Linked DNA regions of Homo sapiens: region 1 is linked to region 2. A link is an interaction called in ENCODE POLR2A ChIA-PET data of the cell type or tissue named here. Cell type or tissue: OCI-LY7. All regions are shown on one strand. Links, peaks and the distances in the headings refer to the core of each region. The heading gives the core; the rest is flanking DNA.

Region 1 (5,387 bases), core at 139-5,138, 240 kb after region 2:
TACTCTGAAAAAAACCTCACCTGTACTTTTAACAAAACTAAAAAACCACTGTACAAGTTTAGGATTTTTACTCCCATTTTGGAGTTGTCGAAACAGGGTTCACTAAGGTTAGGCAGTGTATCTACGTAACTGATAAGTGGCTGAGCGGGGATGTATTTATTTATTTATTTTTGAGAGAGGGTCTCACTCTGTCACCCAGGCAGGAGTACAGTGTCCCAATCACAGCTCAATGCAGCCTCAAAGTCCCAGTCTCAGGTGATCCCACCTCAGCCTCCTCAGTAGCTGGGACTACCAATGCGCACTATAACACCCGACTAATTTTTGTATTTTTTTTTGTAGAGACAGGGTCTGCCTATGTTGCCCAGACTGGTCTCGAACTTCCAGACTCAAGCAATCTGCCAACGCTGGCCTCCCAAAGCACTGGGATTACAGGCATGAGCCACCACGCCCAGCCTTGAGCAGAGATTTAATCTGGACTTTAGGTCTAGCCAACTCCAAATCTATGCTCCATTCCACCATACTGCCTTTCTAAACTCACTATCTCGTCTATAAAATCAGGATAACATTTTCCATGCAAAGTTACTTAGAGTTTACAGGTCAAATGAAATAATGCATGTATAAATTCTAATAACCTAAAGGAGTATAACATGTTAAGGGTTTGCTTGGTGGGAGATAATGTTCATTGGTGGTCCTCAAAGTGTGATCCCCAGAGCACCAGCATCAGCATCACTTGAAAACTTCTAAGAAATAAAAATTCTCAGGTCCCAATCCAGACCTACTGAATCAGAAACTCTGAGGGTGGAGTAAGCAATCCATAGCTTAATAAGCCCTTCAGGTTGTTCTAACACACTGAAGTTTAAGAACCACTCATGTAACATAATGGGAAAAATACTGCACCAAGTGCCAAAAAAGTCCTGCATCCTTCTTCAGACTCAGTCTTTCACTAGCCATTAACAAGATACTGATTCCACTGGAGCTACAATTCCTAAGCTGCAAAAAATAAATAAATAAATAAATAAATAAAATAAAAAAGAAAGAAAAATAAAAGTAATGCCTGTTCTGTCTGCCTCTTAGGTTACCTGTTCTTCTTTGCAAAATCAAATGAGCTAATGATTTAAAAAGTGTATTGTTAATCAAAAACTACATAAGACAGAGTATATATTAGCTAATTCAGTATCTTTCATAAATGATTCTTTCAAGGTATACAATAAATTTTACAACATGGTCAAATTAAGCCTAGCAAAACACTGTTTTTACCTTATAAAAATGAATAAAATAAATTTTAAAAAATCCCAGGCATTCCATTTTATCGCTGACAATCAGTGTAAAATAATTTATAATACACACTAAAAAAAAAACCTAAAAAATCAAGCTTAATGACATCCCCAAAATTTCATTTTAAAAGTACAGTTTTCAATTCTATCTAATTTCATCTCCAATCAGTTTAGAGTAACCAGAATACTCAAAAAGAAGTCTCACAAAGAGAGGGAATTTTAAATGGAAAAGAATCCTGCATTTTGAAATAAGCAAAAAGTTTGTAACTTTAAACATGTATACGATATTTATGAATCACTCTAAAAATACATCTATTCATGCCAGCAATGGTGGGTTAAATTTTTAAACGCATCTAATTAAAAGAGTATCTGAGGCCGGGCGCAGTGGCTCATGCCTGTAATCTCAGCACTTTAGCAGGCTGAGACAGGCAGATTACCTGAGGTCAAGAGTTCGAGGCCAGCCTGACCAACATGGAGAAACCCCCCATCTCTACTGAAAAAAAAAATATAAAATTAGCCGGGCGTGGTGGCGCATGCCTGTAATTCCAGCTACTTGGGAGGCTGCGGCAAGAGAATTGCTTGAACCCAGGAGGCGGAGGCTGTGGTGAGCCGAGATCACACCATTGCACTCCAGCCTGGGCAACAACAGCAAAACTCCATCTCCAAAGAGTATCTAATTCAAATCACAATGCATTTCATAATACCTTAAATAATTACATCCTCTTCAAAAGATCAAAAGTATTAAACAAATAAAATTCACAGAATACAATCTTTGCAATTACTAGTAAAGAACAGAGAACCTTATTGTACTTCAGCCTGAAAATCTACAAAAATCAAAGGAAATAAAAGTCAAAGCTATGCTTAAGTGCTCTAATATTAAATCAACAGTAAGTCTTAGGTAGTGATCTAAAGCAAAAACTAGGTGCAAGGAGAGAGATTGATTTAGAAAACTCAGCTGTGCTCAGATGCCAAAATGCACAATTCAATTCTACAACCTAGACATGGACCAAAAATACAGCTAGTTTACAAAACACATAAAATGCATAAAAATCACATAATCAGAAAGTCACATAGTATCAGACAGAGTGTATTCACTCTGCAATATAAAACACACACACAAAAAATCCACTCACTAGAAGTCAAGTGCTTCACTACTAAGAGTGCTGTGGTACATCTGGGAAATCAGTACAGCCCAAGGGGGGGAAAAATAATAATCCCTATGTACACATAATGGCCTTTACTGGACAGATAAGCTTATTCCATCTTTCCCCATATTCAATTAAAAAAATGAAGAAAAAAATCCTTTAGTTCTTTACTTCTTTCTTCCCACGTCTTGGGCCTAAATCATATTGAGAATCCTGGCCAAATGTGGAAATAGGACTCAATAATACAGAGACTGAATACTTTAAAAGTTCCCATATTATGTTAATGCATTACAGATTATATTAAGTGTCCATTTTATTGTAATAAATGTAACTTGACATTCAGTTGCAAGACTCCCTCAAAAGGCTGAAATTTTCAAAAGGAAATGCTAAAAAATATACCTCTATTGACCAAAGTTTACATAACTCATATTAAGTTTATTACATTTGAGGCAGAGTTTACTTTATGTGAATAAAAATGTATGATAGTTAAGTTGACCTATCTTCAACACTAAAGAAAATTTAAGATTATAACAAAGTTTAAAAATTCTACTTCATTATGCTAATAGGAAGTTTTTGCCTTTTATATTTTAAAGCAAATAGTTTTTGATTGGCATAATTAATTTTACTTTGGTCAACAGTTTGAGTTAGCAGAGATTTATTTCCCATTTGTGATGAACCAGCAAAATCACAGACATGTCATACCCAGACTTCCTAAAGGAATACCCTTATTTTTAAAAACACTTATAACTTGAAACAAAATCCTAACATGGCCCAAACTGAGGAAATTCAGTTACAATCATACACCATAAATGAAAATACAAATAATTTCCCTACATACATAACCTGAAATTACAGTTTTTCAGAGCAGTAGCTACCATTTAAGTATTTACAATGTGGCAGGTACTATGCTAAATGAAATTACTTATTATTATCTCACTTACTATTCAAGATAAACGTATGCGGTAGGTTCCATTATCATCCCCATTTTACAGATAAAATAGATTGAGAAAATCTAAATAACCTACTCAAAGTCATCCAGCTACTAAATGGAAGATCCAGGATTACAAAACAAGCAGTCTGGCTCCAGAGCCCACACTGCCTCCCTAAAATCTAAAATGAAACAATGTATATATGCTTAAAAGTATAGATAAACGTAATACTCAAAATTTTAACATAATTTAAAATAGATCTGACCATATTTAAAAACTATAGAACAATATTCTCTAAGGTAGTCTTTTCTTTAAAGAAACAAAAATTCGTTTTTTAATAAATATTAAGATAAAAGGTTTGCTAACTTTGTATACACATACACACACAGAGAAATCAAACACTGGTTAGATTCACTGTTCATATTTGAAGTGGTGAGTACTGATAATAATTATGTGTATAATTACTTAAAATATAATGTGTAAACAGTCTTCTTTTTCACACTATGTGGAGGTCAAGAAAATTCTTTTGATGGCAGGTACAGCTACAATATCCATCTCTCAATATTCTCAACACTGGCCAGGCGCAGTGGCTCACGCCTGTAATCCCAGCATTTTGGGAGGCCGAGGCAGGCGGATCACTTGAGGTCTGGAGTTTGAGACCAGCCTGGCCAAGGTGGTAAAACCCCATCTCTACTAAAAGTACAAAAACTATCTGGGCGTGGTGGCATGCACCTATAATCCCAGCTGCTTGGGAGGTTCAGGCAGGAGAATCGCCTGAACCTGGGAGGCAGAGGTTCCAGTGAGCCGAGATCCTGCCACTGCACCCCAGACTGGGCGATAGAGCGAGATTCCATCTCAAAAAAAAAAAAAAAAAAAAAAAAATTCTCAACACTGCCAAAAAGTAATGCCTTGAAGATGTCCTAATACCTTGAAGATGTTCACACATGTCCCAATGTCAACTGTTGCAAATGAAGAATCTGCCTTAACTATACAGAACTAAAACTTCCCAAATAAAATTAATTCACCCTTAAATTATGTTACTCTTCTTATATTTGCCGATACTTATTTATTCCAGTGCAAATTATTTTAAAAGAATTAAATTGCTAATACTTCCTCTGCAACCAATGAAAAAAATTCAAAAAACTAAGGGAAAGGTGAATAGTCAAGTACAATATACTAATTTCACCTTTCTTGGCAAATTATTTTACATTAGTGAATGCATATACTCAATATGTACAAAGAGAATCACCAAACACAGACCAATATACTTTTAACCACCTATGGAAGAACGTATATGTGGCAGTAATGCACCCTATAAAAGACTTACAGTTATCAGTTTGCTCAGCAAAGCCTTACCAATTTAAGGTTAGTCTAACCTCAACATTATTCTCTCTGATAAGCAACTAAATTAATTTCAAAGCTACCAAATAGAAAGCAATTGTAAAACAGAACTGACTGACCCCAGTCTCACAAATTTCCTAAGTCACTATCTTCAGAACAAATCCTAACATCTTTTCTTAATGAATTCAGGCCACAAGATGAATTCTTCAATGCTGACTGTGAAAATCAAGTTTAACAGAAAAAATGAAGAAAAAGGTAACAAGATTAAGAACTAATGGGTTCCATGTAATAAAACTTCTGAACTGTTTGTTTAACCCAACGGTTTCTACAGAAAAAAAAAAATACATTTCTTAAGCTATGTTAATATTACATTTTCTGGAAGCTAAATCCTTGTAGTATGGCAGAGGCCTCACATTTCAATTAAGCAGAAAATTGTCATATGCATGCAACACTTCTACAATTCTCTTTACAAACTCTGAAGTCACACACAATATCAATAATAAAAGTGATTTCCTAAGCTTTCGTCTTACTTAAAAGATTGAGATGAAAATTTAAAAATAGCACGTTTACTTCAAGTGAATTAATGTTAAAACTTTGTGAAGTGAATTTCCCATAACAAATACTCCTCCATTAAAAGTCACTGAAGTGATTACTTCAGAAGCGGCTTAAAATATTTTTTTAAGTGTTGCGCTATCACC
Region 2 (5,387 bases), core at 187-5,186:
AGGAGTGATTACAAGACAGTAATCCCCAAGGAATTTGGAGAAATTGTGAGATGCTCACAGTGTATTGAGTTGGTGGTTCAAGCTTATGTTTTCTAAATACCAAATGGGAAAGAAATTTGGAATTTGTTGGAAGAATCCAGGAAGGATGAGGATGAGAAAAAGAGAGAATAATGAAGAGAAGAACCAGCAATTTGGATGAGGCTGGGGCTCTATGTGGGGTGCAATGGCCATGCACATGTGTGTGAATGCACACACACACACACACGAGTGGAAAAAAAAATCTTGAAGAAAAGGCCGAGGGAGAATATTTGACCAGCCCAGGTACAGGGGAAACCTCACTAAAAATGAGCTGCTGCTCCCTGGAATCTGAGGGCTCTTCTCTAAAGATAGAGCAGATAGAGCCTTGGGCAGATAGAGCCTTGGTTCCTGGCTAGGCAACGAAAAGGCAGCATCAAGAGAAGAGGCAGCTGCTGGCTGCAAAGGAGTGTGGATATGCAGGCCAAGCGCTGTCCACAGTGAAGGAAGTTAACCAGGAGATTGTGATCAGATGAGGTATGAATTTCTCTTGATGGTTCTGTGTTTTATATAGAATATTTGGAAATGTCTAAAAATCATAGCACCTCAAAGTTGGAAGACAGCTTCCCCCCTATAAACAGTCACTGTTAAAGCTATTAAAGAGTGTGAATGTACATTAGGAAAAACTGAACCAAGAAAGAGACCCGGGAGGGTTTGATGGTGGGAAGAACCAAATTCCTGCCAACCAGAATAGAATCCCAGAGAAAAATGGATGCTAGCCAGAGAAATAGCCCCTTCCATAGATTGTTATCTAGGGAGAAACAGAGGGAATGAGGAGGAGTCCAGCACAGCCTCAGACAGACATATCTGGGCTCTAAAGCACCTCCCTTTCTATGTTTTATGTCTTTAGTTTCATTCATTTTTTCGCATATATTTACTGAACATTCAGTACAAGCCAGGTACTTTTCTTGATGTTAGGGAGACAGAGATAAAATAATCAGATAAGGCTTTGTTCTCTTGCATTTAACACAGGCAATAAACAAGAGGGAAGAACATGAATGAATAGGATTTAGATGCCACTAAGTATCCTATGAGTAAAATAAAGCCGACACTTGTCACGAACAGTGACTTGGGACAGGGCCTGCTTTAGGAAGAGTGGTCAAGGAAGGCCTCTCTGAGGAAGGCTCCTCTGAGTTGCAATAGAAGCAATGAGAAGGAATCAGCCTTAAGAAGACGTTGGAGAAAGGCATCCTGAGCAGAGGGGAGGAAATGCAAAGGCCCTAGGAGGGCAGGGGGCAGGCAGGTGGGGTGGAGCTGGAGAAGCGCATCTGGAGTAGAGGCTGAGAACAAAGCCCAGGGGCAGGTCCTGCAGGTCCCTGAAAGCCATGATGAAGCCAATCAAAGTGGGCAGCCATCTGGTGCACCGTGGCGGAGAGGAGTTTCCTTCCTGCACTGGAGGAGGCCACTTCTCCGAGAAGAGATGCATGGAGTGAGCTCTGCACCCACACAGGAGACTCCAGGAGTGGTGCTTACAGCGAAGAGCCACCAGATGGCTCCATGAAGAGATGGCCCACTTTGCTTTCTCCTGCCATTGCTGACGCTTTTCCTGTTGTAAGGTAGAAGCACTTTTTCCCATTGAACGAAAGCTTCTTCAACAATCAGCCACTTTCCTTTCCTTTTTTTTTTTTCAAACAAAATGAACCAATAGCAGCCAGTAAGTACAACAGGGCAGGCCAAATAGAAACCATCTTTGCCATCCTGACAGCTAAAATAAACAACTCCTCCTAACCAGGGGGCTTCCTCTGGGCTCCATTCCTAAGCTCCCCTTTTCTCAAAGTGCTGTGCTCAGTCCAACAGGCTGGATCACCCTCCTTTCCAGAAAGTCAATCCTAGGAAAAAGGAATGCCTAGCCCAGGCCACAGGCCAAACTTTAACTCTCCAAGTAGATTACCCAGGAAGTAATAACATCTGAGCACTTAAACAACTCACTGTGACAGTGTGCATGAGAACATGGGGCTGGGAGAGCAAGAGGAGCTTCAGAATAAAAAGGCAGACAGGATGGTGGCTACTTTCACAAAGGTTTTCTTGCAATAGTATGTATTAGTAAATCAAGTCAAGAATCGCTCCAGACTGTCCAACGCCCACCAGCCCTGGAAACTGTTGTTTGGTGTGAAAGAAGGAGCTTCAGAGAGCAGCACACAGCTGGCATCAAGAAGCAAAGGTCTGCAGGACTTGTCAGTGAGTCTAATGAACTCATCAAGGAGCCACAGGGCCCAAGGCTTTTCAGGACACTCTGAAGAGTCAACAGGGAAAAAAAATAGCCCATCTTTAAGGAGCCTGCAATCAAATGTTGGTCATGAGAACTCTTGCCCAATGGAATTTTTTCCTTCTTTTTCATCTGTTGGAATTAGTCTCTCCCTCCCCTGAGCTCCCACAGTACTTGGTCCATATTGTAGTTATACCCAGACCTGTGTCCCTCAGTAGATGGAGAGCTCCCTGAGCCCAGGCCTACCTGTCATCCACATTTGTGTCCTCTCACCCACTCAGGACCTCCCATAGAGCCTGGTGCCTGGCTGGCCCTTCACAAATGCTCATTGAACTAAATTTTGATGTGGAAACAGGAAGCCCAACCACAGGGCCCAGGGGAGAGTCTGTGAAGTGAGTGAAGCGTTGAGTTACATTGGATCTGAAAAGTACTCTTCTTAGCACTGACAAGGCCTAGCACATGGTCAGCCCTTAATAATGGTGTTTTGTTGTCTTTTTTTCCTCCTATGAGGTAGGATTTAAGAAGCTTAAAAAAATTTTTTTTGAAGTTCTCTTTTCCCTCAAATCCCTCCCCTCTCCCTGACATTATGCCTATAATCTCTAAATGAGTCAAACTAGTGAGATAGGGCAGTGAAGGGACCTATGTTAAATGAAATCTGGGACGGCAACTTGTGTGGATATTATTATCCCCTTATGGAAAATGAGGAAAACGAAGCTCAGAGAGGCTAAGTAACTTGGCTACTGTCACACAGTTTGCAAGTTGCTAAGCCAGGATTTAATTCTAAACCTGACTTCACGATAGTCCTGCTGCCGCTGCGTTAGGCCAACCTTGCATGGTGGCATGGAACCAGAGCAGAGCTTCCTAAAGTGGGCGTCTGTAGGGGGATCATGGATTCTCTCCAAAATGCACATCTCAAGGTTTCACCCTTACCTACTTAAGTCAGAAGAAAGATCTGGGAGAGAGAATTGCATGTTTCTTTTCTTTTCTTTCTTTCTTTTTTCTTTTTTTTTTTGTTTTGAGACAGAATCTCACTCTGTCGCTCAGGCTGGAGTGTGGTGACGTGATCTCGGCTCACTGCAGCCTCCGCATCCCAGGTTCAAGCAGTTCTCATGCCTCAGCCTCCCAAGTAGCTGGGACTATAGACATGCACCACCACGCCTGACTGATTTTTTTATATTTGTAGTAGAGATGGGGTTTCACCATGTTGACCAGACTGGTCTCGAACTCCTGAGCTCAAGAGATCAACCCGCCCCGGACTCCCAAAGTGCTTTGATTACAGTTGTGAGCCACCACACCCAGCCAGGATTGCATTTTGATAAGCTCCCCAGGTGGATTCTTATCCCCATGTTTGAGAACCACTGATCGTGGGACAAGAATTAAAAGTCTTTGGCTCCTTTCTCCTATAAGAATGGCCATAATCAAAAAATAGAAAAATAATAGATGTTGGCATGGATGTGGTGAACAGGGAACACACCTACACTGCTGGTGGGAAGGTAAACTAGTACAATGACTATAGAAAACAGTGTGGAGATGCCTTAAAAAACTGAAAGTAGAACTACCATTTGATCTAGCAATCCCACTACTGGGTATCTACCCAGTGGAAAAGACGTCATTATACAAAAAAGACACTTGCACACGCATGTTTATGGCAACACAATTCACAATTGCAAAAACATGAAACAAATCCAAATGCCCTTCAATCCATGAGTGGATAAAGAAACTGTGGTGTGAGTAGTATGATGGAATACTACTCATCCATAAAAAAGAATGAATTAACGGCATTCGCAGGACCTGGATGAGATTGGAGACTATTATTCTAAGTGAAGTCACTCAGGAATGGAAGACCAAACATCGTTATGTTCTCACTCATAAGTGGGAGCTAAGCTATGAAGATGCAAAGGCGTGAGAATGACACAATGGACTTTGGGGACTCTCGTGGGAAAGGGTGGGAAGGGGGTGAGGGATAAAAGACTATAAATTGTGTGCAGTGTATACTGCTCGGGTGATGGATGCACCAAAATCTCATAAATCACCACTAAAGAACTTACTCATGTAACCAAACAGCACTTGTTCCCCAATAACCTATGGAAATAAAAAAATTTTTTTTTAAATATCTTGCTGTGGAAGTGGCCAGTAGTGAACTCCAGTGGATCCTCCTCCAAGAGTCAAGAGAACAATTTTAGGAAGCTGTGCTCCGGGTCAGAAGGACAAACACTCCCTTCACCTTTGGACATCAAAACTAAAACTTAGTCTTTACATCAAGGGTAACACTATGGCCAGTCAGTAAAGCATGAGGTTCAAGGCTGCAGTTCTGCTTTTTTCAGCCTCTGCGTCTTTTTTCAGTCTTGTTGTGACTAGAACTTAGAGACCTTTCTATAAGAAAGGGCAATGATAAATGAATGAATATATATATGGTGGGGAAGGAGAGAATGATACTGTTAAATATATGTAACAAATATTTAATATATGATATACAGTGTGTGTATTTAACAATATTGTTTTCAATGCTCTGTTCTCCAACTCTCCCTGACACAGGTACACACACACACACTTAAAGGATATATATGTCATGATTTACTTCTTTTTGACAATTCCCATTGGGGCAAATTAAAGGTGAAGAAGTAACCCTGAAACTTGAAGCTATATGATGACTTTTCTATCTGCCTGACCAAAAAGTAAATAAATAAACCAAGAAAGTCCCTTGGTTAGTTGCTTTCCATGATGAGTAGGAAGAGAGGGCTGCTGTGCTAGTCCATCATCTTCTCATGAAAGGTCACTGGTGTCGTTTCTCCAGTAACTTCTGGAAAGATGAGCAAGCATACCAGAGAGGTCCTCTAAACACAGCACACAAACCTTCACTTTTGGAGGAAGGTTCGTCTTTCCCCTGCTTTGCTGGCAGTACATGGTGTTTCAGCAAGACTGCCACCCCAAAAAGGCTTGTATGGTGAGTTTAAGAACCATGACGGGCTAAATCTTCCTATGGCACTGCTCTGATTATGTATCTCACCAGCCATGACCCCTTTAAAGGGCTCCCAGTTGCCTACTTATTTGGTTAAAATCCACTAGCAAGTTAGACCCTTCTCACCTCTAACTGCTCCTTTGGAAA

What was found. ChIA-PET counts read pairs that join two places held together with the same protein. Peaks named below come from ENCODE experiments on the same cell type or tissue, not always from the same donor. Only the 100,000 strongest peaks of a DNase experiment are listed, where the experiment ranks them.
Region 1: POLR2A ChIA-PET joins it to region 2 with 11 read pairs; 18 of 35 experiments call an interaction of 5 or more read pairs at or near these places.

Annotation. Positions count from the first base shown.
Region 1 is chr10:87,868,062-87,873,448 of GRCh38, reverse strand. All of the region lies in intron 1 of PTEN (phosphatase and tensin homolog), which reads right to left. Among named protein-coding and RNA genes, the nearest start is that of PTEN, 7.1 kb to the right of the region's middle. In OCI-LY7, for the core only: no CTCF peak of the experiment used is centred there; no DNase peak of the experiment used is centred there; H3K4me3 peaks cover 3,156 bases; H3K27ac peaks cover 1,309 bases.
Region 2 is chr10:88,110,709-88,116,095 of GRCh38, reverse strand. No RefSeq gene overlaps it. Among named protein-coding and RNA genes, the nearest start is that of PTEN, 250 kb to the right of the region's middle. RefSeq lists an enhancer at 1,242-1,581. In OCI-LY7, for the core only: CTCF peaks have their summits at 1,380 (motif pointing left) and 1,582 (motif pointing right); DNase peaks (open chromatin) are centred at 1,555, 2,245, 2,655 and 4,585; H3K4me3 peaks cover 2,144 bases; H3K27ac peaks cover 4,587 bases.